Linked DNA regions of Mus musculus: all the other regions are linked to region 3. A link is a loop called in an ENCODE intact Hi-C map of the cell type or tissue named here. Cell type or tissue: gastrocnemius. All regions are shown on one strand. Region 1 holds the start of Gm40696 (a long non-coding RNA gene). Region 2 overlaps Cabin1 (calcineurin binding protein 1). Region 3 holds the start of Ggt5 (gamma-glutamyltransferase 5). Region 4 holds the start of Gstt2 (glutathione S-transferase, theta 2).

Region 1 (8,000 bases), 110 kb before region 3:
GCAAGTTAGAGGCTCACTTGTAACTGATAGTGGGGCCAAAACCATTGGGAGGAGGATAGGACTCTTAACAGATAGATTTACTGTACCTGGTTCCCATCAAGAGACAGGTTAAAGCTAGTTATGGAGGTGCATGCCTTTAATCCCCGCACTTAGGAAGCAGAAGAAGGTGGATTTTTGTGAGTCTGAAGCCAGCCAGGGCTATACAGTGGGACTCTTAAAGAATAACAAGGGACTGGGGTTAAGGTTAAAGCCAAGTGTGGTGGTACATCCCTGTAACCAGTGCTCAGCAGGCTGAGGTGAGTGGGTCACAGGTTTGATAGCAGAGTGAGTGTCCGAGTACATTTTGTCTCTGAAAACCAGAAATTAAAAAGAAATGCAGTCACTACCTTACATTCTGGGCAGTCATTGTGCTGACCCCCTTCCTGTTGGTTATATTCTGTAATGGATATAAATATACTGTAGGAAATTTGGGGTAGAAAGGAGACAGGTGACATACCCTGCACATTCCAATATAGCATTGCTAGTTTTTCTCTTAGACAAGTGAGACTCTTGATTGATGTTCTGTGGCCCGCCAAGCAGTAGACTATTTGCAACTGTCCCTGTAGACGTCAGTCTTAGTTATTACATCTTTCCTTGCAATGGCTAAGGCGCCTGACAGTGCTAACTTAAGGGAAGAAGAGTATCTTTCGCTTCACACAGTTTGAGGGGATATGGTCTACAGAAGGTAGAGTTCTGTCCTTTGCAGTGGAAGCTATGGCAGAATAGGGACCTGACTGTCACTCTAAAAGGTCTCTGTACCCAGCATGCCTCCAGCGAGGCCCTGCATCTTAAAGCTTCTACAACTTCCTGAAATGGCTGTGAAGCAAGTGTTCAAATGACCAATGGGGTATGTTTCCCCTCCAGCCTCTTTGCATCATGTGTGAGACAGGGCCCTTCTAAACTGAGGAGTGTCCTAGCATCCTGCCTCTCTTACTCAGTGCATTGCTGGCCATTGGTGAGGAATGTTAGGATAGAACCAGAGGCTATTACAGTGGCTAGAAGGCTTAAAATGACATGTTCTGTCTCTGTCCCTCCCCACTCCCAGCCTAGCTTAGGTGAGTTTTCTGCCTCTGTGCTGTCCTGTTAGGCCACAACTAGCTCTCAACCTCCCTGAGAAAGCCTGAGCTGCAGGCCAGTGCCCACTGAAATCCAGGCCCATTCTCTGATCAGCCCTGCCACCAACCTGCTGCTTCCTCCAGTCCATGCATGCCATGGACTCCAGACATTTGGTGCTCAGACATTTGGTGCCCACTGAAGAGCAGGTCCACCAGGCAGTGAGTACTGATGGGAGTGGGGTCTGCTTTCCCGCCTAGCCCTGAACTGAGGGAGGAAGGAGCGAGGGAGGGAGGGGGAGAACACCAGTACTTACAATTTCAGTACTTAAACACAGGCTCCCTCTGTAGTATGTAAACTCAAAAGTAGAAATTGTCAGTAACCAGTGTAGCCCATTCGGGGAACTCTTTAAGACCTGCCGTACTGTGGCCACACATGGCCTACTTTCTAGTTGATAGTGGCATTATCTGTGGTTGACAGGTCTGTGTCTGGTGTTCAGCTGTGTCCCCTCCACCCTTCCCAGGAAACCACTAGATAGAGCCAATTTACCATGGTAGGCTGACATGCTTCCTAGAACTCCCACGCTTGCTAGCCTCAATGCCTGTATCAGAAGCATTCTAAACTAGTTCTTGCCATAAAGACCTCGTTTAGGCTGAGTGAAAGTGTGTATTTTTCTCACCTTTGGGTGGGAGGACCGTATCATACCATCTTCATGCTGCTGGTATTGGGTTTTTCCTTGACATCCTAGCATCATGAGGACTTACAACCATTTCTGACCCTCTGCAGCAATCTGTGAGGAGGCCCAGTTAGCAGATTGAGTGGATGTTTGGGTGAGGCAGCTCGCCTCATCTTTCCTAGACCTCTTGGGCCACCCAGAAGTCTGAGCAGCTGAGCTGTAGCTGTCAGAGATCACCATCGTCTTTGGTCCTTCAGATGTATGCACTGAACTGGATTAAAACCTCACTCTGCCTGCTTTCTGTCAACATTGTTCCTGAGACTTTATGTCTGAGCATTTAGTGTCATCTCTGACTCCTGACCCCTGACCTAGGCCAAGGGCTGGATCATCCTCTGATTCCCTTGCCTTCCCAGAGCCTCCGATTGGGCTCATAGCCACTGTTCCCACTGCTTGTGTTGAGTCACATTTGGAACACAAAAACTTGATGTGCTTGTGAGCAAGATGATGGTAACCTTGGCAAGATGGGTGCCAGCTTGAAATTAGGGGTCCAGAGTGCATCCTTAGCCACAAGAGAGGAGATGACAGCACAATAGCACGTCAGCAAAGACCCTTTAGGACCTCTGACCCTTACCCAGTCCACTTCAGATACTGGGGTGGGAGCTGGGGTAATACCCTGGGCTTCATCCCTAGCACTGCAAAACAAAAACAGCCCTACTAAGCTCTAGAACAGGCCCCTACTAAGCTCTGGGCTCCAGGGCGGGAAACAGTCCTCTACAAATTCTACCTTAGGTGAGACAGCCCAAAAGAGGAAACACTGAGTGGAGTGCTGAGGTCTGTGAGCGAGTGAGTCAGTGGGCAAGGCAGAGGTCAGCGCGTGTCCAACTGCAGTGGCAGTGGAAAGGAGGTGTCCTGGGGAGCTGGGATAGCAGGGACCTGATAGGTACAGAGAGACTGCTCAGTTCTTTCCTTGACGCAAAAGTACAACTGTCAGCCTTGCCACATACCTGAGGTCTGCCTAGTTATGCTGGTACTTGCTGTGAAGATAACTTGGAGTCTTGGTCCTTGATTTTGCCAAATTAGGATTCAGCTATTGTCTGGCTTCCCTCATATTAGCAGGAGGGCTCTGAGGCTTCACCCACAGTACACTATACCTTCTGAATAGGTAATACTGGCTCCTTCTCCAGACAGGCTGTGTAGGATATGCCAAACGCAGAATACCGCAAGGCAATGGGCCAAAAGCCACCCAATCTCCTGCTCCCTGGGCCAGAGAGCCTCCTCCATGGACAGCCAACTAGGCTGTGCCTTAGAAGGGATGGTATGAGGTCATTCAGCTCTGCCATCTTGAGGCTGATCCTGGGCTCCCCCATGCTGCCTGAGGAGCAGGGTTGACTGACTGTTCAGGTATTGGACTTCTCAAGTAGGAGCTATACATAAACACTTGCCACCCCTGCAGCAGTCCCAGAGAGGAGTGTCAGGTAGACTCTAGGCTGAGGTACTTGCTACCAGTAGAACAGGTATTTCACTTGCCCGAGCTGCTTGACTAGCAGTGGTGATATCGCCTCCCCTCTGTGGGCTGCTTTCTTGTGTTCCTAGACCATCCCGAATAGCACCTGTGCCACCACTCACTAGGTAGGAGCCAGAGCCCAGCTTGGAGCTCCTCCACTGTCGCCTCTGGGCCCTCTGCTGGAAGCCAGCTGGTGCCTCCTGTTTGTTGGGACAGGAGCCTACGTGACCACAGCCAGTAGGCAGAGCCAGTGCTAGTGTGGGGCCCTGTATCTCCCATTGCTGGGTTCATTGCCCATCAAGCATGGGCATCAACCCAGCTGTCCCTGTCACCTTAATGAGGTGTTCCATTATTTGTGATAGATTGTTGCATAAAAAAGAGCTCAAAACCAAGTGACTTTCTCTTCCTTCTTAATTGTAGGAAAAACAGAAGAGTCCTTGGAGAGCACAGAGGCCTTCCGGGTTGTAGAACAAAGCGTCCAGAAGCCTGTGGCAGACTCCTCAGCCTCTGCTTACATCCCCAGCAAGCCCCCAGCGTCCACACCTCCTTTGTGGGATGGGAAGAAGAGGGGTGATTCCCTAGGGGAGCCGGTGGCTTTTCCCCAGGGGCTGCCAGCGGGTGCTGAGGAGCAGCGCCAGTTCCTTACAGAGCAGTGCATCTCCTCCTTCTGCCTGTGCTTGAGCCGCTTCCCACAGCACTACAAGAGTCTCTACCGGCTGGCCTTCCTCTACACCTACAGCAAGACTCACCGGGTAAGAAGGGCCCTGGAGAGGGACGTTGGTATGATGAGCAGCTCACGGGCTGAACCAAAACAGATTGGAACTTTGGGGTCAGGGCTTGGGTAACTTATCTGGGAGAGATGGGAAGAAGAGCTACAGAGCCAGAGGCAGTCCAAAGTGTGGTCCAGTGTTCCTTGGAACAGAGGCCTCTTTGCTGTCGCCTGCCCTGGGCTCCCCTCATGGGTACAGCTGCCAGATCCACCCTTGAAGCCCCTGCTTCCCAGATGTTGGATGCTGAGAGCCTCCCTCAGCTCTTTTGGAAAGCAACAGCTGTGCCCTAGTTGTCAGTGTTCCCAGGGGCTTTCCGGGCAGACCCTTTCTTCTGGCTTTTAACACTGGTGGAAGGACCAGAGTGACCTTCTTTTCCATAAGTCACTCCTTATTCAAGAGATAATGGGGAGAGGTCCCCTGCCCCTGGTGCCTGTTCCTTCAGCGGTATGCTCAGGTTAAAAATATACACACGGGCAAGCAGAAGAGCTCTGTTGTGACCAGCATGACAGAGGCTAGCAGGATGCAGAGCAGTGGAGTGCTGCAGCAGCTCTGTGGAGGCTGAGATCTGTAATGTGAGGGCAGCAGGTAAGGCCTGAGGGAGGAAAGGAAAGGCAGCCAGCCCACGCCAGCAGCCCCACAGAGGGCTGTGTGGTGAGAGCCAGCGAGAGCGAGCTGGACCGCGTGAGAAGTGGGGTTTCTCCAGTCTAGCTGTGAGACCTGCCTTTACGTGACTCCTGAGTCACTGCTGCCCCTGTTCTGGGCCCCACCACGTTCTGCATGATTGAAGAACCAAGTAGGGAGGGTAGTTGTCTAGGGAAACAGACCCTGGCTTGGCACTGGTTATTCCTCATCCCTGCAGTGACTGACGTGTTCGTGTAGCTTAGACAGTTTTCTAAAACACAGTAGGTGAAGTTAGCCTCAGCAGACCTGTGGAGGGAGAAGATCATTACTGTCAGTCTCTGTAAATCAAACAACAGTAGACTGGCTTGCCTAGCTGCTCTTGGCCGGTGCTGCTGACCCCATTCAGAAAAGCTGGGCTCACTCACTACCTGGCCTACTTTCAGCAGTGAGTCTTACCTCTATGCACCAGACTTCTGTACACAGGGCCCTAGCTGTTGTCTTTACTGCTTTAGTCATTTCTGGTAACCCTTTCCTCTGTGAGGAGCAGCAGAGCTTGGGTACAGAGCCTCTCAAGTCCTGGTAGGAGATTGTAGTCATCAGCCCTCCATAGTCCCCTCACTGCTGGCCAGCCTGCTGTCCATGCTCGGCTCAGACAGTTTGTGTTCTCACATGCCTTCCCTAACAAAGGCTGAGACAGCATGTGGGGTGCAGAATGGTTGGCATGCATTGTTCCCCAGGGAAGGAAAGAGGAAGAGGGTGCAGGTGGGTCGGAGAAGAGTGAGTTGTCATATAGGCCCCACCAAGCTTTTATGTCCTGCTAAAGACTTTCTTTCCGTCCTAAGGATGCCGGCGTGTGGAGTGTTTAGCATGTGCCAGGTGTTGTTGAATAATGTTGTCCCCTTCATTGGATGAGAGCTATTAAATAGATATTTCAAAGTCGTGTTTATGTCAGATGTAAGTAAATACAGGCAGGGTCAGAGGTGCACTCCTGCACTCCGCACCATGGAGAGGCAGATGCAGGAGTATTACAAGATCCAGGCTATCCTTAGTTCAGAGAGTTTGAGTTTGAGGCCAGAGAGAAGCAGAGGAATGAGGAAGGAAAGAAGACACAGCAGAGGGGAGGAAAGGGGAGGGGTAGGAGAGAATCCTAATTCCATACTCTAAAGTCAGAAGCCCTCTCAGGGCTGATACTACTTCTGACTCCTGGGGACAGATAATGCTAATTTGGGGACTTTGGTTGTAGGCCTTATTACTTTGCATCTGGGAACCCGGGCTTCTGGTTTACCAGGGCTGAGTAATGGAACCAAGTGTGAATGAGGACCTGTGGTTTTGCCCGGGACTCAGTTAGCTCCATTGTCCTTCACTGCTAAGTGTGTCCCGCTCTGTGTGGTGTTCTCCTTTGTACTCTTCCCACGATCGTCCCTGGGTCATTTGGGTCTTTCTGTAGTGGATCATGCAATGGATCCAGTCAACCCAGCCATATCCATTAGTTTCTGCTGGCTCTTTTCTTGGCCAAATTTTAGATTGGGTTTCTTGATTTGTGGAAATGCCATGCTGGCCACGATTCTGAGAGATCTCCTTTGGGGCAGACAGACACTCACTTCTCAATGTTAGACATCCCATGGAGACCATACTGTAGAGAGCCAGGTGTACATTGAATGCTTCTAGGATGACTGGTATGCTCTGGATCCTGACCATGTCCCTGGGCTGCCTCTGCTGTTGGGGGAGCTTTGTGAGCTTCATTGACAGGCTTTTGCTGAACACCAGTTGCCACCTACAACCTGAATGATAGATTAGCACCAGGCCCTGCGGATTGTTTGAATTAACACCTTCCTGCTGCTGAGGGCCTAGCCTCTGTTAGAGGACGAGTCTTAGGTGCCCGCTCTGCCGGTTCTTCCATGGTGGAACACAGCTCACTGTAGCTGACTAATTCAGGGACATTGGCTGACAAGCACTGACCTCTCTCCACACATGGCTGTTTGGTAACAAACACTTTCTAATGTGTGTATTTGACATCAATCTGGTTTTTAAATTGTTTTGTTTGTTTGTTGGTTGGTTGGTTGGTTGGTTGCTGTTTAAGTCTTCCCTACAGGCTTAGCAGTGATATTTTCCTGTTGCTGTTGTGTGGCTCGGTGGCCACTGGAATGTCAGGTGTCTGACTACTTTGGCATCCAACAGGCAGAGCTTCTCTGGGTTGGACAGTTAGCTGCTGTTGACCCCTTCGATCTTTGACATGTCCCTTTAGGTGCAGTCGTTGGCCCCCTAGGTACAGACCCAGGCACTGTGGCTGGACACTCTTGGAGGCTCAGGGTTGTTTTGTTGAAGGAAACTGGTGGTGATGCACAGAATTATTGTGATAATGGCAGTGGGTGGACAATGGCTGTCCTTTCCTCTTAGCCAGACCCATCTCCCTTATTTGCATCTCTGTAGCTCCTGCCCATCGCACACCCCTGCAGCAAGGCCTTCTGGCCATGCAGTGGTGGCACACTCCTTTAATCCCAGCGCTTGGGTGGCAGAGACAGGCGGATTTCTGAGTTCGAGGCCAGCCAGGGCTGCACAGAGAAACCCTGTCTCAAAAAAACAAAAAACAAAAAACAAGGCCTTCTGAGGACTGTGCCTGGAACAGAGTTGCCAAGGCCTAGGTCTTCTCCTGCGGGATCCTTGATGCTTATGTGTGACTGTCCTCCCATCCAAGGCTGATTTTGCTGTATGAGGAAGGTGAGGGAAAGCTTCTGATGTGCTATACTGTGGGCCCAAGAGCCTAAGCCCTTAAGCCCTTAGCTAGGAATGATCACTTGTGTAGAAGCCACAGTGGCTCTCATGTCCAGGGTCACACTTTTCACCAGGATATCAGGTCCAGAGCTGTCAGTCTGTAGTCATAGAAACCTCCCCCAGCCCATGGGAAAAGCCCAGGAGAAGAGGGCATGCTCTAATTGGATCTTACCATTTGGGCTCCTACCCTCATCCTTAGGGGTCTGGATGAAGGATGACATATGACCACTTTTGCCCTGTTGTCCTGGAGCTGAGATCCTTCAGTTTTTGCTATAACTACTCTAAGCAGTCTAGTGCAGAGCAGCTGATCAGAATGGACCCTGGAGCCAAGCAGCCAAATAAAAACCAAAGTTGGTGATATACACGTCCCAGTTTCAAGTGTACTAAAAGTCTATAGGTAATAATGGTGTGGGATGTTCTGCAGTCTTTAAAAGAAAGGTAGTCCTGTAACAATTGAATGAACCTTGTGTAGTGAAACAAGCTAACCACAGCTGATTCTTCAGCCCTAGCTGACCAGTGTCACCAGTATCGATTGTCCCAGCACAGCAAGGGTGTTACTTCAGTG
Region 2 (8,000 bases), 120 kb before region 3:
CTGTAGGAGCTCCATATTCCTGTAAACAGACCTGCCCAAAGTGGGAGAGACTCCCAGGGGAGCATGCTGTTCCGGACACTCAGCTGACATCTTTCTGCGCCCACTCTTCCTCTTAACCTTTCTGAGACCCTCTCTCAGGCCAGTGCTGATGGTGGCAGTTAAACAGCTCCCGCTGTGTGCTAGGCATGGAGGAGGGCACCGCGCTGAGAGTGCCCTGCGCTGCGGTGGTTGAGCCTGCATGCCCCTAGGTGGCGCCTGAGACGGTGGCTGTGCATTCGGATGACTACATCAGTCTAAGGACACTGAGGGGGACTTGGGGGTGGGGGTGGGCACAAAGACAATGTGAGTTACAGAGCCCTGCAGTGTGTTGGAGTGGCCACAAAGGGATTTTGTGGGGAAAGGACTCAGGAGAGCAGCAGAGTGACAGGGCCACAGACTCCTGCTTGGCTCCAGACACACAGATTCTCCTTGTCTTTAATTGGAAGAACCTTCCCGGAAAATACACCAGATAGCCATAGGCTGCCCGCTGTCCTGGTGTCCTCTGTTCTTGGCAGTTGAGTTCAGAGAGGTTGAATTCTCTCTGGCCGGTATATCTCCTGACCTGAGCTAGAGTGAAAGAGACTGATTCCCAGTGACTACCAGACTCCTGGCACTACTGTCTGAGCAAAGTGGAGCTTGAAGTGTCTGGCATTGCTTCACTGACCCAGGAAAGCTGGCTGACAGGGTAGGAATGCAGCCTGTTTCCCCATGGTGTGAAGCCCTGCTGCCCACCTGCTGCTGCTTCTCTCTCAAGGTGTTCATGCTTCTGGAGTCTCTCCTTGGTGCCTTTGCAGTCTCCTCAGCCTGCTATTGGCACCCATGTTTCCTGTGGCCAGCTCCATTCCTGGTGGACCCATCATTTCCTGGTAGCTGACTAGCAAAGACCAGCTGGAATGGATTTTGCCTAGTTGGAAATTTCTCAGAATGTTGGTTCTACTTGAGTTGGTGGTTTTTAGAAACTTGTTTTCTGGTTGGCAGACATTCTGATCTCTCTAGGTTGGCTGGTCAAAGTCTCTGCTGTCTCTGATGGCAAGTCTTTTTCTGCATATTCCTTGGTCTAGCCTGAGGGAATAAACAAGAGCTGTTATTGCAGTCTCTGATGGCAAGTCTTTTCCTGCATATTCCTTGGTCTAGCCTGAGGGAATAAACAAGAGCTGTTATTGCAGTCTCTGATGGCAAGTCTTTCCTGCATATTCCTTGGTCTAGCCTGAGGGAATAAACAAGAGCTGTTATAAGGCTTCCTGCTGGAGCAAGTGTCACAAACACATTGAAGGAGCTCCTGGAAGCCCGCATCTCCCAAGGAAGCTCTCTCAGCCTGGGCATCCTGTGGTGTTGAGCATGGTGAAACCTGGATGAAGAAAGACTCAAAAGAGAACCTCCTTTCAGAGCTGTTGGGACAGGCTGCCGTTCTATCCCCAAGCCAGCCCTTTTCCCTCTTCGTAGTGGGCTCTGAATCCTTTGACTCCTGCCCTGGAAGTGGAGAGTACCAGGGCTTCATCAACAGGTGACTGGCAGCTGAGCTTTCTCCCCCTCAGGATGCAGAGAGGGCAGGCTGGAGTGGCGCCTGTGCCTTGGTGTGATTCAGAGAATCAGATAATGTAATCTTGCCCCAAGTATTCATTCCAATGAAAAGTTGCCATATAAGCAAAACTTTAAAAGAACATTGTAAATGAAAAGATCAAGCCCTGCCTGCAGCCTACTTGCTAGTGCTGATCTTCTTTCCTGTTGACCACCAGGCCGCTTCTTCAGAAGAATACACTCCTAGCTTCTGAGACTCAGGGCTAAAGTGGGCTGTATGTGGTCCTTAGGGGTCCCATTCATGTGCCAGTCTCTTGCTAGGTCGATCAGAAAGGATTTCTGTAGATTTCTTGCTCTGTCTCAAGTCCAGGGCACCTGCAGTTTGTGTTCCAGGACCCCCTCAGAGATGGAGCAGACGGCTGAGACAAGGCAACAGAGGCAGACAAGGCAATCTTGCCTGCGCCTTTGTCCACATGTGGCCCTCTGCAGGCAAGCAGGGTAGTAGTCTCTGCTTTAGTAACATTAGCCAAACACCCACCCTTGTCCTGCCAAGGCCCTCTTGAGTGTCAGTGTCCGCCTCTTGGGACCCTCAGCTACGATCCCAGGAAAGGTCTGCAGTGCCCACTGGCAGCTGTGTGGAAGAGGTGGAACTGAAGCTCAGTTCTTAGCTGTGTGCTCGCGCCAGTGCCCTAGCCCCATGCGGCTGTACACTCCCTGGTTTTATCAGTGTGCCTGGGCCAGGTGCTGTGTAAGCTGAGACAAAGCTGAATTCAGCTATCCAGAAAACAGATGTAGTGCTGGCCAGGGAGGGTAAGTCCTCCCCAAAGGCTCAAAGTGATGTGTGGGAATACCACCCAAAAGGAATCTGACCCTGCTCTCCCAGAAGTCTCTGGTGCAACTTCTGGCCTAAAGAGCTAAGACGACTACTCTGCAGAGGGCCTTCTGGGAGTCAGTGTGGTCAGTAGCATCTTTTTTCCTTCTGCCCCACTGGTAAGCCTCAAGGGCATGGCTTCTGGAGGAGGAGGAGGAGGAGGAGGAGGAGGAGGAGGAGGAGGAGGAGGAGGAGGAGGAGGAGGAGGAGGAGGAGGAGGAGAGGCTGCCCCAGGCTTCACACAGTTTTCCTTGTTACTCCTAACTAACTGATCCGACTTTAGAGTCTAAGGCTGGCCTTCTGTTGTGGGAGAGCTACTAGGCTCTGTTGTTTGTCTGATTTCATCCAGCCCCTGAGCCATCCTTCATTAGCTGGTCGCAGAAAGAGGGTACTTTTATCATATTGCGAAATGTGCCTGGCACACTTTCTCTCTTATCTTTGTCTGTTTGCCTCCTCAAGGTCCTCAGTCAGCTGTGCCAGAGAAGATATGGCTCCCTGGGAGAGGGGATGGGGAGGCTCTGTATGCATGCACACTACAGCAACCTACTTATCTATTTATATTTTAAAGTCAGATCCTGACAGGTAGCGCAGGCTGGCTCCTGCCTTAGCTTCCTGAGTGCAGGGATTATAGTTGTATACCACAGGCTAGGCTTCTGGGTATCTTCTAAGAGTTTTTCATTCGTCTTTACCCTATGGCTCTGAAAGAAGGGAAACTTGGCTTCCTCTGGCCAGTTGGGTACTTGATGTGGAACCATGTGTGTCTTCTTGGACTTTGTAATCAGGATTATCTTACCCACCATTTCATACTCACCAGACCTGCAGGAACAGAGAAAAACAAAATCCTGAACTTTGCAACCTCTTAACGTATCTTATTTGAAGAAATTCACCTTTGCTGAGTGTGGTGACACTTGCCTGCAATCCCAGAAATCAAGAGCCTGAAGTAGGAGGATCCCAAGGCCCAGGGCTGTGTAGTAACGTTCTTACTGCAAAGGAGGAGAAGGAGGAGGGGGATGGGGTAGCAAGACAGAGGGAGGGCTCATTAGGAAAAGACACATACTATGCCTGAGGGACCTTCCACGTACACACAATGCTCGCATTGCATTCACATGTATACAATGAAGAGAAAAGAAGTTGCAATTTAAAGTTTCTAATCTTGGGCCTGGAGAAGATGGCTCAGAGAATAAGAGCACTTGCCTTTCTTCCAGGGGACTTAGATCAATCCTCAGCACCCGTGTTACATGGCTCACAACCTCCTCTAGCTCCAGCTTCAGGGGATTCAACACTCTGGCCTCTACACATAATTTAAAAAATACAAGTCTTTCATGCCTTTAGTCTTGGAAGAAGCAGGACAGGAGAAGATACTTACCCTCTTTCTAGCCAAGGATGACTTGGCTAGTTTCTGATGCTCTTGCCTCTCCTAGTGGGTATGGGAGTTACTAGTTTATGTGGTGCTGAGAATTGAGCCTAGGGCTTTATGCATGCCAGATAGAAATCCTAATGACTGGCCTACATCTACTGACCTATGTCGATGGCCATTGCCGTCTTCTATTTCTAATACATGTAAGCCCCCAGCATCCCACGAGCAGGCAGCAGCCTGCCCTGCTGGCTCCGGCTTCCTAGTCTTTGTTGTGTACAACCTTTAACCCCCGGCACTGTCCAGCACTGTGACCTTTAGGTGTTGCCACAGGACTGTGGTGATTCTGGCTCCATTAGCTGTGCTTTTATTAGGGCTGCTTTATACTGTGTTCATCCCTGAGGAGAGAACTGGAGCTACCACAACATCCTCAGTAGCGGTGGCAGCCTGAGCTCTGCCAGCTCTCAGAGCTTCTCACGCATGTGAGAGGTTGGGGAAGTGCATCCCCAGGCTGTCCAGCCTGGCCCCTCCCCTGTGGCTGCTGTGCCTCTCATGGCATTTTAAGAGGCTTAAGAGTGTTCTCTCTGCGGGGTGTTGCTTTTCAGTGGAGCACAACCCTCCGTTCCATCATCTCTTCTTGCCCACAGCATTCCCGTTATAGTCTGGCTGTCTTCCCCATGTTGCTTGTGGATCCGTGGTCCCCTCGTGTTGAAGCATTGCGCAGGCATTAGCTCATTAGGAGTAAATACCCATTTGCTCAAGTCAATCCTCTGTTTTTACAATGATCACAGCTGGGATTCCACCAAACTGGCAATTCCTTTAGGCTGCGAGCCTAACAGCTTGAGAGCCAGTGAGCTAGTGAGGCATTGTGCCAGTGGTGAGATCATCCTGGCAAAGCCTGGATGCTTTCCTGAAGCTCAGTGTTGGTTGGCTATGCTTCTCAGTCTGCAGTCCCCACAGCGTGTTTCCTGTTGCCTGAGATGAGCTGGCCCTGGCCTGGCTCTCTTGGGGATGCTAACAGCAAGGGCATGGCTGCCATCTTCTGGAGACTTTCAGGCCTCTCTGGCATTGCCCAAGCTATTCATGTTTCTGTCTAGGCCAGTGCGAATGCTGTGGGATGGGATAGGTCATTATGCTGTCATTAGCGTGTGTGAGGGGGTAGAGCCTGTGGAGATCCCATGTTCAGGAATAAGGATGCTTGTGTTAAGAAACATGAAATGGGAGCCCTAAGGCAGTAGACTTACTCAGCCATGTTTGTCTAGCATGTCAGTAGCAGATATGAGATTGGAATGTGCACCAAAGACCCTTTAGTTCAAAGTTCTTCAACAAGGGCTAGCAAGATAGAGCAGGTAAAGGCACTCGCTAAGCAAGCCTGTTCCCTGAGGCCTGTGCCTGGAGTCCTCATGTAGATGGAGGAGATGACTGATGAAAGCATTGTCCTCTGGCCTCTGTAATGCTGTGGTTCTCCCCCATGTATCCATTATACTGACTTTTTATATGATTACTGTAAGTGTAATTAATAATGGTCACCATTTCTCAATATTCTCTTTCTACGGAGACAGCAATGGGCTATCAGTCCTGCAGAGGGAGCAGTGGTCCCTTACAGTGGAGACCCAAGATGGAGTTTCTTCTGAGTGTAGCAGGCCTGGCCTTTATCCCTCACTCAGGACTTAGGAAGCCCCATGCCTGACCCTGAAAGTAAGGAAGAGCTTTTTATCAAGTAAGACAATTCCAGCTTTGGTCTCTTCTGTGGCCCAAATCCTCTGTTTTTATTACATCTGGCCAGCTGAACTTAGGAGCTATCACTCACTGGGCTGTGGACCTGACAGCCGTCTCTACTGTGCTACGTGTTGACACCTCCGTCTCATGGCCAGAGCAGCAGAGCAGGTATTGGAGGTCAGAGCTAGTTCTCAGTGTTCCTCTGCAAGTCTCTCTCTTGGCTTGAGGTCAGTGATTGGGCACTGGTTAAGAAAGGGCACCCGTAACCCACTGCAGTGTGGCTCAGCAAAACTATTCAGAATAAAATGTCTGATGGTTAGTGTGTGGCATTACTGATAAATCGTACCTAGTCTCTGTAACAATTAGGAATGGATAATTGGGCTGACATTTTTATGGGTGCCAGGTATTGCACAGGCACCTGTGTTTAATGACCTGTGTAATCATAATGACAGTTTTGGAAATGGTCACTGTTCTTTAGTTTTACATAGAGGGGAACCAAAGTGCAAATCACTGTGGCATGGATTTTAGGTTTTCCAGGCTCGAACAAAGGAGCAGGATTTCAGCACTGACAGTCTGCCCTGCCAGGCTCCGGGCTTTCTACTTTTTGTAAACAATTCCACCTTGTTTCCCATTTTCCCACCAAGTAGCTTGTACAATCCCCTGGGATTACCTGCTGATACAGTCACCAGTGTTTGATGTCTAAGGTTCTGAAGGAGGACTGGGAGGGCCACAGTGGGGCTGTGTCTGCCTCTGCCCCATCTCAGCATAGCTGGTCAGTGACAGGGTGAATTTGGACTTGGCTCTCTAGATCCCTACTTCACCCTCAGATACCCAAACTACTTTATCACTTATTCACTGATTGCACAAATGTGGTTTGTGCCTTCCGGCTAACAGTGACACCATTAGTCACCACCAACCTGAAGACACTGCACTTCTTCACAGCACTGTAAGGGTCTTCCGGCTTCTTGTGGTTTTTATGCATTTTACTTTTGTGTGTTTTAGAAGGCTTCATGCTTTGCTGCTACTTTAGTTTAGGTTTAGTTTAGTTTTGACACCAGGTCTTGTGTTCTCCCTCATCAGTGCTGGCCTTACAGCTGAGCAGCAGCACACACACCTGGTAGAAGAAGGCCTTTTACAAAGTTTATCATCACCTCAGCCAGTTCTAGAGAGCTCACTTTTATTATACAGGTCCAGCTTTCTGTCTGGGTCCATATTCATTCTACCTTAACATTTCATGACTCATACTTACTGATAATAAATTTACTTATTATTTCAAAAAGGTCTTCATTTACTCTTACCTTGTAGAAAATTATTTTTACTGACTCAAAAATCTGGATTTCTCCTCCTGCCCCGATGTTAAGCTATTATCTAGTACATGCTTTCTGATCAAAAGTTGTTGTTGTTTTAATTTCTTAACCTTAAAAAAGATTTATTGATTTATTTAATGTGTGTGAGTGTTCTGCCTGGCCTTCGGTGTCAGACCTTGTGTGATCCCTCCATCATGTGTAGAGGGTGTGCTTTCTGAGGTTCTTAATGCCTCTGTGTTTTATGATTTTTGGAAAAGTCTTGGTTATCCTGTGTTTTAATTCTTGCAGTGCTGGGAGTAAACCCAGGGCTTTGCATATGCTGAACAAATGCTCCTCTCTCATTTCTGAGATTCTGAGTAGTGGTTAGGCCATTCACGTGCTCTGGTCTGCTTTGCCACCCCACCCCTTCAATTTGGATTGTTTATATTCAGTTAATTTCAAGTTTTGTTTTACCAAGAATTAATTTTTTTCTGCATGTGTGAACATTTTGCTTGCATGTATAAATATGCACAGTATGTGAGCACCCCATACCCAGAGACGAGAGAGAGTGCTAGATCCCCTGGATCTGGTGGGTTTGAGCCACTGTGTGGGTGCTAGCAGCCAGACTCAGGTCCAATGTAAGAATTTCAGTGCTTCCTCTGAAGCTCTGAGCCGTCTTCTCAGCCCTCTAGTTTAAGTTTTGATCCTTCATCCTTGTTATGTCAAGTCTGCTGAGAAGCCTGGCCAGAAGCGTCATCTCATTTCTCGTTACTGTTTGTTTATTTCTAGAAACTACATTTGACTCTTCTTTATAATTTCCAGCTCACTCCTGAAATTTACCATCTGTCCGTGGGTAGTGTGCAGATTTTCCACTATAGCTTTAACATCCTAATTATAGCTATGCATCACATTAATCGTTGCTATTTTAAATAGCCAGTGATCATCTCCAATTCTAGTTCTGTTATTTTGCCTCTTTACAGTATGCGTTTTTGTTTGTTTCTTAATGCATGTGCATATGTCTTATAATTTTATAGTGAATACTAGCTAGATACCACATGTAGGACCACAGAAACTAACTGAAATAAATAATATTTACTCCTGGAGTAGATGTACCTGTCCTGCTTTTGGGCCTCCAAGCAAGGCTGCAGTCTGTTGTTGCTATGATTGCCTTCATTGTGCTGCTAGCTTTGTGTTTTCTCCAGATGAGGCTTTG
Region 3 (8,000 bases):
GACAGCCCTCCAGAAACCTACTCGCCAGAACCCCAAAGCAGCCTTACCTTCTATGATTTTGGTAAATAAGGGTGTGGCCATTAAGTACCTAGGGTTGGGCACACTGGTGTCCCAGGGGAGAGGTGAGGGACTTTAGAAAGACTGACCCTTCCACAGCGTTCCCATCCTGGCAAGAACAGCAGCAGCAACAGTAGGGGGGAATACCAGTAGCACCAAGACTTCCCACAGTGACACTGGCCAGGTTCTTCCCCCGGGCAGACAGCCTAAGTCGAATGAAAAGCTCTTGGCCAGGAGACACACAACAGCACCTTCCTGAAGGCCTAGTCTGGCTATGGTCACCAAGCACTCTCTTACGGTAAGCAGCTGGGTCCATAGGTTCCCTCCCACCCTTGACTTCTTAAAACAAGAACAGGAAGCAAGAAGAGTTTAACAAAACACTGTGGGGGAACCCACATCCGCTTTCCACCAGGGGAAGCTTGAGAGTTTAGAGTGCAGGCTCTTAGCACCAACCACAGCCTGGGCCTCGCAGACCAATGCTCCCTGTTCAGAGAGCCTTCTCACAGATAGTAGAAGCACGCCCCTTTGTTCACAGAGGCTGCTCTTCTGGCTGGTTTTCTGTGGGGCCTGAGCGTGCACACATACCCCACCTCAGTTACAATTTTGTATTCTAGAAGGATTAAATAGATGCTGCATCTCATGGAGACAGAGCAACTGTTGGTCTTAACTCTTGAGTCCCTTGGGAGCGCCATGTGACGTAGAAAGGACTGTCCCTACTGATCCGGGCTGCTATTCCCATGGAGTTCCAAGTTAAATGTAGATGTGAATCCTCCAGGAAGTCTGGGAACTCAGAGGACCAGGTTAGCAGGGTTGCGGGCTACTGTGAGCGAGGGAGGTGGAAGAGAATGGGTAGACAGATGGAATAAGGGAGGCGGGAAGGAAGGCAGGACAAACAGAAGGAAGGACAGAAGGAAGGAAAGACAGACAGAAGGAAGGACAGACAGAAGGAAGGAAGGATGGACAGAAGGAAGGAAGGATAGACAGAAGGAAGGATGGAAGGAAAAACAGATGAACAGACAGACAGAAAGAAGGATGGACAGAAGGAAGGAAGGAAGGAAGGAAGGACAGATGGTTTGAAGGACAAACAGACAAAGGACAGATGGAAGGATGGACAGAAGGAAGAAAGGATGTAAGGAAGGAAGAAGGAAGGACAGACAGACAGAAGGTACATTCAATAACAGTCAAAAAAAAGCATAACAGCATGGTATTTTGGGCCAGGACCACCACTCTGCCTGCTGCAGGACCCAGCCTTGGGTTTACAAAGCACTTGAACCCTGACAGTGGGCTACCAGGCAGATATTCTGGGAAGGAGACCCAGATGACCAGAAAAAAGGAGAGGCTTGTCCAGGTTTCAGGGCCCCAGTGGGAGGCAGGGGACCAGGAGTGACTTCTTGCCTCAGGGTAATCCTGTGGCAGCATGGTGGGTAGCATAGGCTTCCCATGGGCTGGGTTTCCTGGAAGGTCAGGAAACAACCACTGTAGCTTCTCTCTGCCTCTCTCTCTGCCTCTCTCTCTGTCTGTCTCTCTGCCTCTCTCTCTGCCTCTCTCTCTGCCTCTCTCTCTGTCTGTCTCTCTGTCTATCTCTCTGTCTGTCTCTCTCTCCCCACTCTTCCTCTCTCTGTCTCTCTGTCTCTGTCTCTCTGTCTCTGCCTCTCTTTCTCTCTGTGTCTGTGTCTGTCTCTGTCTGTCTCTCTCCCTCCTTCCCAGCCTCCACATCAGTCACTCCACTCACCAAGGCCAGACCCTGCCACAGAGAGGGAGGTCCTGACAGCTGTAACGTGCTTTCTTATACTGGCCCTGGGACCTCCCTCTCTCTGTGGCAGGGCAGACCAATGTATGGAACCCTGAAGCCCGTTGCCCAGGTTTCTGAAAAAGGTCCAGTCTTGGTCAGAACCAGCAGGCACAAAGTCACAGGTCTCATCCAGTCTGCCTTTCCAACCAGCACTGTATAGCCGATCTTCAATAATAGACTCACACCATCTTTGCAATGCTGTCCAGAGTCCCCATCTTCCCTATGGACACACATACACCATTCTGTGCAAGGGCCCTGGGACTGTTGTAGGAAGCCAAACCACACATGGCCTTTACCCCACCGCAAGCACAGCCGGCACTCGCGTGTCCCTCTTCACACCCCCACCACAGTTACACAGTCTCCAGGCACAACCCGCTAGCTGCCAAGGGCCACTGAGCTCACACCCACTTTTTACTCACCGTCCAATATCCGAGCAGATCTTGGAGTCAGCCGCTACCGCAGCACGCGTGAAGGCACCGGGACCACAAGAGGCTTGACGAGGAGAAAGGACCGCAGCCAACACAACGATAACCAGACCTAGACCTACACCCAGCAGGACCAGGCAGACCGTGGCCCTGTGACCCCAAGCCATGGCTCAGTGGCCCAGGGACAGAGAGGGAGGCAACTGGACACACAGGGCAGTGGACAGACAGAGACAGACAAACTGACTGACAAACTGAAGGGAAAAGAAGCTACACAGGGTGATCTCAGGCTATTGGACAGAGGGGAAAGATCGATGGGTCAAGACAGACAGCCACACAGGCCAGACAACTGGACAGAAAGGATGACGGACAGCCTTACAGATAGGTGGCCAGGCAGGTTACAGAGGAGAAACAGGAAGCCAGCCAGCCTGGGTTTATGGATAGACAGACGGCAGGCTGTGGCCAGGCTGCTGCTACACTCTCCTCCAGAGGCAGAACTAGCCACAGGTCTGAACTTGCAGTTTTCAGCTCCCGAGGCTCAACCCTGGAGGCAAGCCAGGCATCTACAGGGAGTTTTTTTTTTCTTGAGAAGAGCCAGCTGCCGCTGTTAACTCTTCCATCGCCAGTTGATCCCATGGCCTGCCCTGCTGCCCCAACACCACCCAAAGACTCCTCAGTCCCAGTGCCATTGGAAATGTGATGCTTGATGCACCCAGGGGAACTGGGACATGGAACTCAGGGAACCTCTCTCACTGTTTTCCTGCCTCCCAACAGCTCAGGGTCAGGGTGTCTCCTGCAGGGTGAAACTCCATTCCCCAGCTTCCACTCCCAACTGGTTCCACCCAGGCAGCCTCTCAATGCAATCACCCAGCTGGTACAGAGATGGGGCTGAAGGTAGACCAAGGTAGCCACTCAGGACCGTGCTGTTTTAATTTTTAAAATTTTTATAGAAATGAATCTTTTAAAATATTTTAAAGATTTATTTATTTATTTATTTATTTATTTATTTATTATATGTAAGTACACTGTAGCTGTCTTCAGACACACCAGAAGAGGGCATCAGATCTCATTACAGATGGTTGTGAGCCACCATGTGGTTGCTGGGATTTAGAGTCAGGACCTCAGGAAGAGCAGTCAGTGCTTTTAACTGCTGAGCCAGCTCTCCAGCCTCGTCGGGACCGTTTTATTACAGCCTGGCACAGCCTCATCCAAACATCTGAGCATGGGGTGGGAAGGGAGTGGGCAGGCAGGCCAGATGTCCAGTGCCCTGACACCCAGTGCTGCTGACACACAGTGCTGGGACATAGTGACCCATAAACTCAACCTTAGACCTCTAAAGGACGAGGCTGCCCTGCTCAAGTGCCCTCCCTTTTTCTGCAGCTCAGAGGCCCACTTGCTGAGTCCAGAAGAACTCAGGGCTATTTCTGTGCTGGTGAGCCTCCTCCTCTGGGAGCCTGGCTTGGGTCCTATCTTTCCATGATCTCAGGATGTTCCAGTGGGAGGCAGCTGGAGCAGTGAGGACCCACCAATGTGCTCTCGTGATCAGAATTAATACATGTGCAGGGCAGAAGAGCTCTTGGTTTCAGGCCTTCCCATCATTCCTCACTCTCTTTCCACTGAGCATGCCCCCCGCCCCCATCTTCGTACCCCCCGGCTTGGCAATGCCAAAAAAAAAAAAAAAAAAAAAAAAAAGAGGCCCAGAGAGGGAATGCCCGCACTGGCCACCCATCCTGTTAAGTGTCACACCCAGAGTCCCTGCTAAGCCTGGACAAGGGAGGCTGTTTCCTGTAAGCCTGTTCCCACATCTTCCTAGAGGAAGAGGGGAGTGTCTGTGGGAGTCTTCCCCATCCCAGTTGTCCCCAACACTACAATGTCATGTCATTGCTCAACCAGGAACCAAAGCACATTCTTGAATGTAGGCCAGTCCACTCACGGGCCACTGTCCCCTAAGGCCAAAGCAGTATGGGGGGAACAAGCAGACACAAGGGTAGGTTATCTTCCCCTCCTGGTCCCTGGCTGGGACATCCTGGTCAGGCGCAGACCAGAGTTCAGAGGCAGTTCTACGGATTCTCAAGGCTTGCTATCATACTGGACTTGGCTGGGAAGGCCAGGTCTGGTGGCTCCAAAGGCCCTTATCCAGGAAGTAACATGGAAAGGCACTAGAAAGGGGATGGTCACTCAAGTCCCCAAGTCTCCAAAGAAGCTCTGGGCTATACGCAGTGGGTCTGGGAGAGCGCGGTACACTTCAAGCACCCTGGGTCCATGGAAATCTCCGGCCAGTCCAGTGGGGCATGAAACACTGATATACCATATCTTAATATATTGGCCTAGGGAATCCTGCCTTCTCCCCTTCAAATATGGATTGAGGAATGGCTGGCACCCCCCCCTTCAGCCCAGCTTCTGTGTTCCCCAAGGAGCCCCAGAGATAGAGAGCTTTAGAGCTCAGACATGGAGCACACCTACAGGAAAACCCTGCTTTCCCATGGGCAGGTTGGAAACACCAGGACTTCTAGCCTCCTGGGACCCTCCTCCAGCCACTGGGTCCCTTCCCTCAGGGACCCCCAACTTGTGCTCACTTTAAGGGGCAATATTTAGCTCCTAGGCTGTGACTACCCCGGTGGCTCACTTCTACATTGTCTCCAAGTGTCTCTTTACCTCGTGGTCACAGCTGTGAGTTCTATAGACCTTGACACAGCATGAGGGGCTGCCCTTAAAGAGTGTGTTGGCTAGTTTTATATCAACTTGACACAAACTAGAGTCATCAGAGAGGGAGCCTCAACTGAGAAAATACCTCCATAAGATCTAGCTGTGGGCAAGCCTGCAGGACAGTTTTTAAATTAGTGATGGATGGAGGAGGGTTTAGCCTATTGTGGGTGGCGCCATCCCTGGGCTGAAGGTCCTGGGTTCTATAAGAAAGAAGGCTGAACAAGCCATGAGGAGCAAGTCGCACTCTTCCATGGCCCCTGTATTGGCTCCTGTCTCCAGGTTCCTGGCCCGTCTGAGTGCCTGTCCTTACCTTTCATGGTCAACTGTGATGTGGAAATGTAAGCCAAATAAACCCTTTCCTCTCCAAGCTGCTTTGGTCATGGTCTTTCATTGCAGCAATAGAAACCCTGACTAACACAAGGAGGGATGTATCTAATGGTGCTCTTCTGGGCTCATCCATTGTGAGCTGTGTTCCCCTTGTGGATCTGTGGGTTTTCTATAGCTGGCGGACCTGCTGGGACTGTCTGTTTGTTTGAGAACTGGGCCTCTTGCAAGACAAGCTTGGCTTTCACTCTGGGTTTGTGCTTGGAAAGTGACCTCAAGTATGGCCTTAGCCAAATTGCCTTGTTTTTGTCTCTAGTCTACTCTCCTTCAGTTTTACCCCCTAAGTGCGGGCCAATGAGAGCCCACATCTGTCCTAGAAGCATTCTCCACCCACAGCTACAGTGTCATTGCTTTGTTCCAGTTAATGGCAAGGTCGGGGCGCCCTCTAGTGGCTGATATTGCAAGTGTCACTGCTTAGGACAATTTAGGTGTTCTGTTTACCCCATCCCCCTAACTCTCAGGCACGGTGGGATTCCCCCCACTTAAAGGTTGGTGTTAGCTTCATGACTTAACATCACGGTAAGTCTTAGGATCCTGCCTTGTCATTTTCCAAGTGAGATGACTCCATTTCATACACAAGACACTAAAGTCCATGATATGGAAAGTTCAGCCCGCAAAGGCTTCCCGCAGCTTGGCGGTGGCCTCCATTTATTGCGCTCCCTCTGTCCCACCCAGAGGCGGCATGTTCTCCAACGTCCCACTCTTGCTCCTGTTCCCATTCTCGTCCCTTGGCTGCGGGTCAATCTTGCCTCTTCCGGGCACTCAGTAGCCAGCAGGTTCCCCGCCTTTTCTGGAGTCTGAGGCAGCTGCCCAACCACCTGATGCTCGAACGACAGCCTGAACTACAGCGATGAAGGTGGGCGTGACTTCTGTATGGTGGTGCCGAATCTTCAGGCCTGCAGTCACCACCTGGGGTGTGTGTGTGTGTGTGTGTGAGAGAGAGAGAGAGAGAGAGAGAGAGAGAGAGAGAAAGGACAGGGCACGTCTCAGCAGGGCCACAGATTTGTCGTAACTCAGAAGATGCCAGCCTCTAGGATGCTCTCTCATCCCACACCATGATTCTGTCTCCTCAGCTCCCAGCCTACCTGATCAATGTCTTTCTCTACCGTTGTGGTATTAGGTAAAAGCTGGTTGTGCAGCCGGGGCTCCTCCACAGCTCTCTTCACATCGTATCCGAACCACAGGCTGTTGATGATGGCCTGGCGGGAAAGGATACCAATATGTCAGTATAGCCCAGGAGCAAGGGCAGAGAGAGACAGGAGCAGGAAAGGGCAGGCAAAAGGCACATACCAGTGCAACAGATGTGGTGATCTGGGTACCCCCTGAGGCTCCGACCACCATGCGAACCTGGCCGTCCTTATCCAGGATGATTGAGGGACACATGGATGAAAGAGGCTGCTTACCTATGATCCATAGGAGGAGACAGGGGGCTGGTCTGCTGCCTGCCTAGGGTACCAGCCCCCTCCCAACTCATGCCCTGCATCCCAGGATTCCCACCCTGCACCTGGCTTGATGAAGTTGGCTGGTGAGGGGGCTACCCTGAACTGGTTGATGAAGTTGGGCGAGCTGAAGTCATCCATCTCATCATTAAACAGGATGCCACTGACCCGAGACAGGACCTTGGAGCCAAAGCTGAAGATAGGCCAGCTCAGATAATGATATACAACCCAGCCATTCCCCACCTGGTCCCCACCCAGCCCAGGCCAAGAGCACTTACTAGGAGCCCCACCCACCCACCCACCCCCAGGTCCCTGCTCTGCCCAGCAGCTGCACAGCCCCTACTAGAGGTTGATGGTACTAGTGGCAGCCACAGCACTGCCATCCTCTGAAACCGCAGACAGGTGAGCGGTGCCTCCATCATCCTGAAGGTAGAATTCAGGCTCATAGTAGGCGGCTGGGTGGGTGGTTTCATCAGTGATGCGGGCTCGGAGCTGGGTGGCGTAGAACTCAGAGCTCATGTTGCGGATCACCTGCCGAGACCCCAGAGCTGGCCTGAGGAGGTTAGGAGGGAGGAGGCGGGAAGGGGATGCAACAGGGCTGTCCCAGCTGGTCTTAGGAAGCCCCAGCCGCGGATCTTACCTCTATGCTAAACCAGGACCTCCCCAGGACTAGGGACAGTACCTTCTAAATCCCGTCCGACACCCTCTTTAACCTCCAGCCTGTGACTGTCTGTCCCTCAAGCCACTAGACCCTTGCCATGTTCTTACATGATCTGTGTGATTGTTTATGGAACTTGTGGTCAGAGCTGAAGAATCAGCAGGGAAGATTCGAGTCTTGAACAGTGTAACATGGAGAGAACACTAGTAGGCAGGGAGAGTATTGGAAATGGGAGGCCAGACGACAGGAATAGAGAGGCAGGAAGCATTCTAGTGGAGAGCCCTGAATGAAACCTGAGGGGTAAGGCTGGTGAGATGGCTCAGCGGTTAAGAGCACTGACTGCTCTTCTGGAGGTCCTGAGTTCCAATCCCAGCAACTACATAGTGGCTTATAACCACCCGTAATGAGATCTGACGCCCTCTTCTGGTGTGTCTGAAGACAGCTACAGTGCACTTACATATAATAAATAAGTCTTTAGGGAAAATAAACCCTCTGATAATGGAGAATGAACAGGATGAAGGAAGAGGCTTGACTTCGGCTTT
Region 4 (8,000 bases), 240 kb before region 3:
GGCTTCAGACGGTTCTGGCGGTGGGAGGGGCGAGGGGAGGGGCCACTTGAGAGAGCTCGGTTTGAGCCTACTGGCTACCACAGCTCCTAGCTATCAACTCACAGGGTAAGACTGGTTCTATGGCAAATGCCTGTAGTCCTAAGCACTTGGAAAATGAAGTCGAATTTGAGGCCAACCTGGACTATATGAGTCCCTGTTTCAAACAAAACAAAACAAAACAAAACAAAAAATAGCCAACCAAATGAATCAAACAAACATAAATTCCCTGGAAAGCCAGGCAGGATAGGTCTCACCTGGGAGTCCCAGACATTCAGGAAACTAAGACAGGAGAATCAATGGAGCAGAAGGGTTTGAGGCCAGCCTGTGCTATAGCAAGACCCCTACCCCTCAATGTCAAAAAAAAAAAAAAAAAAAAAAAAAAAAGAAAGAAAGAAAGAAAGAAAAAAGAAAAAAAGAAAAACGCCCAGGGAAACATTCTGGTGCCCGATATGGCCCACGGGCTATAGCTACTCTAAAAGATTCAGATAAAGCCAGTGATAATGGGCACCTCTTTTCCCCATCGGAAGATGCTACCGTGGAGAGTGTTGGAGGCGGGCGAGAGAGGTGGTCCTGTGACTCCTTCAAGCTTTGCTGCCCAGCCTCACAGATCTGGGGAGGTCCAGTGTTCTTAGACGACCTGTTTTGCACGGGGCAGCTGGACCAACCACAGTTCTTCCTTAAGGCAAAGTTTCTAGCAGCCTGCAACAAGCTTCACCCGTTAAAGAAGGATCAGCGATCAGCCTCTAAGATCCCCTCCTGCAGTAACTGAGAGCTAGGAGCTGAGCGGTCTAGTTCCCCGCAAACGACTACGTCCACAGAACTCTGAGTTGGGTCCACGAAAGCCCAGCTAGGCCATTTCCGCGTCCGGGTGAGACTAAGGTCCTGGGCTGGATTCCTGGCTCCACGGTCCGCTGGAGCAAATCGCATAAGTCAGTCTGAGTGCGCGCGCACCTCAGCCCTGCTTTTGGTATAAAGTCCTCCAAAGCGTCTCCCTCCCCAAGATCAGCAGGTGTCAGCTATCCAGAGGAGGAAATCGTTTGGCTTGGCCAACTGAGGCTGTGCTGGACCCCAGCTTGCTGTTATCGAACGCAGTCGGCACACCATCTTGTGTCGCTACCGGCAATGGGCTTGGAGCTCTACCTGGACCTGCTGTCACAACCCAGCCGCGCTGTCTACATCTTCGCCAAGAAGAATGGCATCCCCTTCCAGACGCGTACCGTGGATATACTCAAAGGTTGGCACATTTACCCCTAGACCATGTCAGTCCTTCACATTCTGCCTGGGTACAATCTCCCCATCATCTGACCCCCCCCACCCCCAGCGCCGTCCACCAAGGAATGCTCTGCTCTCTTTGGAGTGGTCTTAGTCAGTTCAGAGCCCTCTTTAAACGTAACTTCCGCTCTGACAAGAGAGACTTTTTGTCCTGGGACGTGGGGAGAAAAATGAAAGATTCCTACAGTTTCTGCTTTGAAGGCACGCAGTGTTTAGATTCACAAAATTCCGGAGACTTTGCAGGGAAGAGACACATAGCTGAGCCACCTCTGTGCCTCTGGTTCCCGGCCCATCCGGATTTTGGCCGTTTCGACCTTGCTCTGGTTGCAAAGAGAAAGGGGAAAATAGGAATACTGCTTGAGTCCTTGCACGCATTTTCTGGCTTCTTCCTTCCCAGGGCAGCACATGAGCGAGCAATTCTCCCAGGTGAACTGCTTAAACAAAGTTCCTGTACTCAAAGACGGAAGCTTCGTGTTGACCGAAAGGTGCAGCTGTAAATATACCCAGAGCCCTCACTACCTCCTCCGGCTCCCTTTGGCCGCCCCACTTCCGTTGGAGTGGGGTGCGGGGCGGGGCCCTGGCCGACTCCGACCCTAGGCTGTGAGGGGGCCTGGCTAGAGCAGACTCTGTGGGAAGGGGTCCTGGAAGACTAGAGGGCTGATCCAGCATGTCCCTTGCTTCTGTCCTGTTTCATCTGCTGGACTCCCCCCCTCCCCCTCCAGGCCTCCCTATCCTGATTGAGGGGTATTGGAAGGCGACAAGGGGACGATTGTCAAGGGTTAGGGAAAAAAAAATGTAGATTCAACAAAGGACTAGGAAGGGCTTCTCCTAACTTCCTAGATGTCCTGTTTAATCCGCCAAAGCTTGGCCCCGGAGACCAATGAAAGGGTCAGGGCTCACAGACTGTTTGGTTCTCCCATTAGAGTCTAGTGTCAGAGAGCTAAAAAACAAAACAAAACAACAACAAAAAAAAACCCACAAAACAACAACAACCACCACCAAAAAAGAAAGGCGGAGAGAAAAAGGTCTGGCCAGGGGTCAGTGTCCACGACATCAAAAAAAGAGGCGACCTGGAGAGGGGCAGAGCTCTTGCTGGTGTCTGTCTGTGTGTGTCTGTGTGTGTCTCTGGGTTTCACCATGCACAACATTGCAGAGAAGAAAGGCTCTGGGGACAGGCAAGAGTCATGGAGAGATAGGTGGTGAGACCAGAGGGAAGTACTTCAAATGTGAGAATTCTGAAGGCCCCGCCAAGGGATGGGAAACAGCCAAGGTCCTTAAATCCCCTCTTCCCATGGTCCATATAGCCCCTCTTCTATGATTCCCAGCACAGCCATCTTGATTTACCTGAGTTCCAAGTACCAGGTGGCAGACCACTGGTACCCGGCCGACCTACAGGCCCGTGCCCAAGTCCACGAATACCTGGGCTGGCATGCCGACAACATCCGTGGTACTTTCGGAGTGCTCCTATGGACCAAGGTATCCAGGGTCCTCTGGGGAGGGGCTGAACCTTGGGCACCCAGTAAGAGTCAGGCTTATTTATAGATTGAGCTCTTCTGTCGTTCTGCCAGGTGTTGGGGCCACTCATTGGGGTCCAGGTTCCCCAGGAGAAGGTGGAACGGAACAGAGATAGAATGGTCCTGGTTCTGCAACAGCTGGAGGACAAGTTCCTCAGGGACAGGGCCTTCCTTGTTGGCCAGCAGGTGACGCTAGCGGATCTCATGTCTCTGGAGGAGTTGATGCAGGTAGGAGACCAGCAGATGGGGTAGTAGTAGCTAAGGGCGGACTCTTCTTTTTGCTACTTCCCCAAGTCCAAAGCACTGTGGTCTGGGAAAAGCCAGAACCATAGAGGGGAACTTTGTGTGATTTGTTTCCTGTCTAGGTGGGAAGTGGGGAGTGGGGTGGGGGGCAGCTTCTGGCTGCTGTCAGGTCCTGGATCTGATCACAGTGCCCCAGACCTCCCATGGGGCTGTGTCTATGATGCTTGTGTTGCCTGCAATGGGACCCTCGGTATCTCTTCGACTTTCCCATCTTTGTCTCTACAGCCCGTGGCTCTTGGCTATAACCTGTTTGAGGGACGGCCTCAGCTGACAGCATGGCGAGAGAGGGTGGAGGCGTTCTTGGGTGCTGAGCTGTGTCAGGAGGCTCATAGCACCATCCTGAGCATCCTGGGACAGGCAGCCAAGAAAATGTTACCAGTACCCCCTCCGGAGGTCCATGCCAGCATGCAGCTTCGAATTGCTAGGATTCCTTGAGTGGTCTGACCAGCAATAAAGACTCATTTTGTGTTTTTTCTTTCCTTTTTTTTCTTTTTTTTAAAAAATATTTATTTATTTATTTATTATATGTAAGTACACTGTAGCTGTCTTCAGACTCTCATTACGGGTGGTTGTGAGCCACAATGTGGTTGCTGGGATTTGAACTTCGGACCTTTGGAAGAGCAGTCGGGTGCTCTTACCCACTGAGACATCTCACCAACCCCTTTCCTTTTTTTTCTTAACGTTTCTTTTTGCCCCAGTCTTTTATCCTGGCTCCCTCTCTGACTCTGAGAGAAGCTTTAAAAGGAACACCAGCTATCCTTAGCATGCTTCTCTTAAGGTACAGTATACACAACCTATAGGAGACCCAAATCAATAATATATAAAAGATGCTTTAAAAAAAAAAAAACAGTAACACACCCAAAGAAACCAATCAAAAGTTGGTAGACATCTGTGTTTTATTATAATAAAGAGTCTGAATAGTTTAAGGAATAAAGAGCTATTGGTTTTTTTGTTTGTTTTGAGACAGGGTTTCTCTGGCTGTCCTGGAACTCACTTTGTAGATCATGCTGTCCTCGAACTCAGAAATCCACCTGCCTCTGCCTCCCGAGTGCTGGGACTAAAGGTGTGCGCCACCACGCCCAGCTCGTTAATTGGTTTTATTATACTGTCCTATAATATGCATGGAATCAAATTATGACTCCGTGAAACATTATGGTTAATCATAGAAAAGTCACATAACAATCCACATAAAATTATTACACGGGCAAAAAAAATGATCATAACAAGCCATTCAGGGAGGTAGATGGTGTTTTACAAGAATTAGTCATTGAAGTGTAAGAATAAATAAGATGTCTTTGGGCAAACATTTTTATCTCCTCAGATAGTTTACAAGTAACAACAAACCTGATTTATTTACATTGTTATGTAAGCCTCCAAGTGTGTCCATGGGTGAGAACACACAACAGAAAGGATTTAACATTAAGAATTAAGAGGTTGGGCTGGTGAGATGGTTCAGTGGGTAAGAGTACCCGACTGCTCTTCCAAAGGTCCAGTGTTCAAGTCCCAGCAACCACATGGTGGCTCACAACCATCCGTAACAAGATCTGACGCCCTCTTCTGGTGTGTCTGAAGACAGCTACAGTGTACTTACATATAATAAATAAATAAATCCTAAAAAAAAAAAAAGAATTAAGAGGTCAACCAGATGGATCAGCCTCTGAGGATACTTACAGCCAAGGCTGTTGACTTGTGTTCCATCACTAGAGCCTAGGGAGTGGAAGGAGAGAAGCCAAGTGCTGCAAACTGTCCTCTGACTTCCACAAGCGAGTCACAGGATTCCTATAAAACAGAAAATGGGGAAAAAATGTTAACAAGATATTAACATGCTGCAAAGACAGCTAAGATTATCATAGAGGTCATCACAGCAGGAAAGTCAGTATTACATCACAGAAAATCTTCCATCTCAGTCAGAGGCTTCTGCTCCGCCTTTGATTACTCAATTCCCAGAAAAAAAAAATACACTCAAATTTTAATTTATCAGCAGTAAAGCTGGGCATACTGGCTAGTTTTGTGTCCATTTGACAAAAGCTACAGTCATCAGAGAGGAGAGGAAGAAACCTCAGGTGAGGAAATGCCTATATGAGATCCAGCTGTAGGGCATTTTTTCAATTAGTGATCATTTCAGGGAGGGGCCCAGACCATGGTGGGTGGTGCCATCCCTGGGCTGGTGGTCCTAGCTTCTGTAAGAGAGCAGGCTGAGCAAGCCAGGGGAAACAAGCCAGTAAACAACACTCCTCCATGGCTTCTACATCAGCTGCAGCCCTCGGGATCCTGCCCTGTTTGAGTTCCTGTCCTTCAAAATGAACAGCAATATGTAAGTATAAGCCAAATAAACCCCTTTCTCCCCAACTTGCTTTTTGGCCATGGTGTTTTGTTGTAGCAACAGAAATCCTAAAAAAGTTGGCACCAGGATTGTGGGTTACTGCTGTGACAGATCTGACCTATGGAAAGAGGGCTATGCTGTTTAGGACTATGCTAAATGGAAGAAGTCAATCAGAAACAGTATCACATGCCTTGGAGGAACTGCATAAATTAGTGCCACCTTCAAGGACTTGAAAGATGCAGAGGTGGTGGTTCCCACCACATCTCCCTTTAACTCTCCTATCTGGCCAGTGCAGAAGACAGATGAATCATAGAGAATGACAGTTGACTATTGAAAACTAAATCAGGTAGTAACTCCGACTACAGCTGCTGTACCAGATGTAGTGTTCTTATTTGAGCAAGTTACCACCTCTCCTGGTACCTGGTATACAGCTGTTTGTTTAGCAAATGCCCCCCCCCCACCCCTTTTCTGGTAGTTGTCCATAAAGATCTCTAGAAGCAATTTGCTTTCAGTTGGCAAGACCAGCAGTACACCTTTACAGGCTTGCCTTAAGGATAAATTAGCTCTCCTACCCTATGTCATAACTTACAAGGTATCTTGATCATCTGTTTCTTCCACAAAATATCACATTGGTATACTATATTGATGATGCTCCTCCATGGCCTCTGCATCAGCTCCTGACTCCAGGTTCCTGCCCTGTTTGAGTTTCTGTCCTGAGTCCTTGTCCCAACTTCCTTTGGTGATGAGCCATGATGTGGAAGTGTAAGCCAAATACACCCTCCCCTCCCCCCAACTTGATTTTTGTTCAGGGTGTTTCATTGCAATAATAGAAACCCTAAGACTGATGGGCCTTTGAGTAACGCCATGGCTATTGTGTTATTCATGCTCCTGCGAGTAACCCCAGGAAACCCATTCCCCACCAAGCTTAAGCTAGACTTGGGTAGAATCATTTCTTTGGTCTGCCAATCACTGACCTATCTGGTTGAACAGAACCTCTTCTCAGGAAGTCAGTGAACTGTGTACTGTGGAGAGGGCATGGGTTCTCAAGCAATGGGGAGCTTGCCTGGGTTGATGAATCAGAGACAGCTCCTGGCAGTGTGGGCCAGGGGATTCTGGCACATTTGAGCATGTCAGACCAGAGCCCAGATTCCTACCCCAGGCCTTAGTGGGTGACCCCTTGCTCTGTTGGGCCTACTTGCCTTCATGAGACAGATTCTGTTTGCCTGGGCTATAGGCCAACTCTGGCTCCTAGCCCAGGCCCTCCTCCTCCACTTTGGAACAGCAAGTTGGTTGTGTTCCCTATGGCTTCCAGAGCAGAGCCTATCCTTGGAGAGAAGCTAGGTCCTAGCCAAGATTCAGCCCTGCACCTGTGTCCTAGTTCCTCATTCCAGGGACAGCAGCCACATCCTGTTACTTGATCACAGTGACTGTCTTAGGATTTCTATTGCTGTGATGAAACACCATGATCAAAAAGCAAGGTCATGGGAAAGTTTATTCAGTTTGCATTTCCATATCATAGGAGTTCAGGACAGGAACTCAAACAGAGCAGGGACCTGAAGGCAGGAACTAGTGCAGAGGCCAAGGCCACAGAGTGAATGCTGCTCACTGGTTTGCTCAGCCTGCTTTCTTATAGAACCCAGGACCTCCGGCTCAGAGATACCCCCACCTATAGTGGGCTGGGCCTCCCCCCATCAATCACTAATGAAGAAAATGTGCTTTAGGCTTGCCTACACCCTGATTGGATCTTATGGAGCATTTTCTCAAGTGAGGCTCCTTCCTCTCTGATGACTCTAGCTTGTGTCAAGTTGGCATAAAGTAGCTGGCACAGTGATCTTGCTTGACACAGTCAGAGTGACAAAAGGGTGTGTGTGGAGGGGACTTCACTCATCCAGTTGAGCCATGAGCTGTTCCTGAAACCATGGAAGATGTCATCTGCACACAGTATGAATTTGTGTGTGTGTGTGTGTGTGTGTGTGTGAGCGTGCCTACGCGTGTGTTGGGGGTATCCATCTCCCACAGTCCTAACTACTGGTTGGCTTCAGAGCCTGTGATAAGCATGGCCAAACTCTGTGTGTCAGGTCCAGAGAATGACTCTTACTTCCTCAGGTTTCAGAATGGGGTCCTGCCAACTTCCTAGGAGGTCTTGGCTAGGAGCCCAGGAAGGCCTGGGTGACTCAGGCTTGCAGCCAACCCCACACCCTACTCAATCAGCATCTTCCAGTATGGAAGCCAAACCCTGGCTCCCCTTGCACACAGGAGTTGTCCTCCAGGTCCACAGTGACTCTGCTGCCCATAGCTTACCCCTCCACACCACAACAGAAGTGCCCAGGCCAAAATAGGCCTAGGGGGTGTGACCATGGTGAGCACATGGAGAGAGTACCGCACGGAGGGGCAAAGTGACCAGACTTGAACTTCAGACATTTCCGTGATGCTAGCCCACAGGGTAGGGCTGCTTCCCTCGTGTGGAGTGGAGATGCTAACAGGGATGAGTGAGGCCCAGACAGAGGGCAGACCTGGGTCCCTGCAGAAGGAAATGCCTGCCGAAACAT

The links. Hi-C counts contacts between places; a loop is a spot of excess contacts. Peaks named below come from ENCODE experiments on the same cell type or tissue, not always from the same donor. Only the 100,000 strongest peaks of a DNase experiment are listed, where the experiment ranks them.
Region 1: a loop joins it to region 3, with 2.2 times the contacts of the local background. A loop is called at or near these places in 17 of 42 quality-filtered maps.
Region 2: it touches region 3 in a loop (4-fold over the local background); 17 of 42 quality-filtered maps call a loop at or near these places.
Region 4: it touches region 3 in a loop (2.6-fold over the local background); 7 of 42 quality-filtered maps call a loop at or near these places.

Annotation. Positions count from the first base shown.
Region 1 is chr10:75,690,739-75,698,738 of GRCm38, reverse strand. Cabin1 (calcineurin binding protein 1) reads left to right here. Exons shown (of 37, transcript NM_172549.3): 28 at 3,693-4,024. It overlaps Gm40696 (a long non-coding RNA gene), which reads right to left and starts at 1,601. Exons shown (of 3, transcript XR_871835.3): 1 at 1,409-1,601; 2 at 1-349. In gastrocnemius, no CTCF peak of the experiment used is centred here; DNase peaks (open chromatin) are centred at 3,901 and 4,752.
Region 2 is chr10:75,701,086-75,709,085 of GRCm38, reverse strand. The region is part of intron 26 of Cabin1 (calcineurin binding protein 1); the gene reads left to right. Gm40696 (a long non-coding RNA gene) reads right to left here. Exons shown (of 3, transcript XR_871835.3): 3 at 1-1,246. Among named protein-coding and RNA genes, the nearest start is that of Gm40696, 7.9 kb to the right of the region's middle. In gastrocnemius, CTCF peaks have their summits at 241 (motif pointing right), 4,812 (motif pointing left) and 5,363 (motif pointing right); DNase peaks (open chromatin) are centred at 253, 4,339, 4,685 and 5,366; H3K4me3 peaks cover 566 bases; H3K27ac peaks cover 2,056 bases.
Region 3 is chr10:75,584,151-75,592,150 of GRCm38, reverse strand. Ggt1 (gamma-glutamyltransferase 1) reads right to left here. Exons shown (of 15, transcript NM_001379537.1): 11 at 7,144-7,331; 12 at 6,866-6,993; 13 at 6,652-6,764; 14 at 6,447-6,560; 15 at 5,958-6,270. The coding sequence ends at 6,124. It overlaps Ggt5 (gamma-glutamyltransferase 5), which reads right to left and starts at 2,770. Exons shown (of 12, transcript NM_011820.5): 1 at 2,269-2,770. The coding sequence starts at 2,441. In gastrocnemius, a CTCF peak has its summit at 3,350 (motif pointing right); DNase peaks (open chromatin) are centred at 2,814, 5,748 and 6,114; H3K4me3 peaks cover 3,219 bases; H3K27ac peaks cover 5,901 bases.
Region 4 is chr10:75,827,448-75,835,447 of GRCm38, reverse strand. It overlaps Gstt2 (glutathione S-transferase, theta 2), which reads left to right and starts at 567. Exons shown (of 5, transcript NM_010361.2): 1 at 567-1,273; 2 at 1,709-1,796; 3 at 2,637-2,787; 4 at 2,880-3,053; 5 at 3,354-3,603. The coding sequence starts at 1,162. The coding sequence ends at 3,563. In gastrocnemius, a CTCF peak has its summit at 3,028 (motif pointing right); DNase peaks (open chromatin) are centred at 2,979, 6,248, 6,682, 7,612 and 2 more places; H3K4me3 peaks cover 2,495 bases; H3K27ac peaks cover 4,671 bases.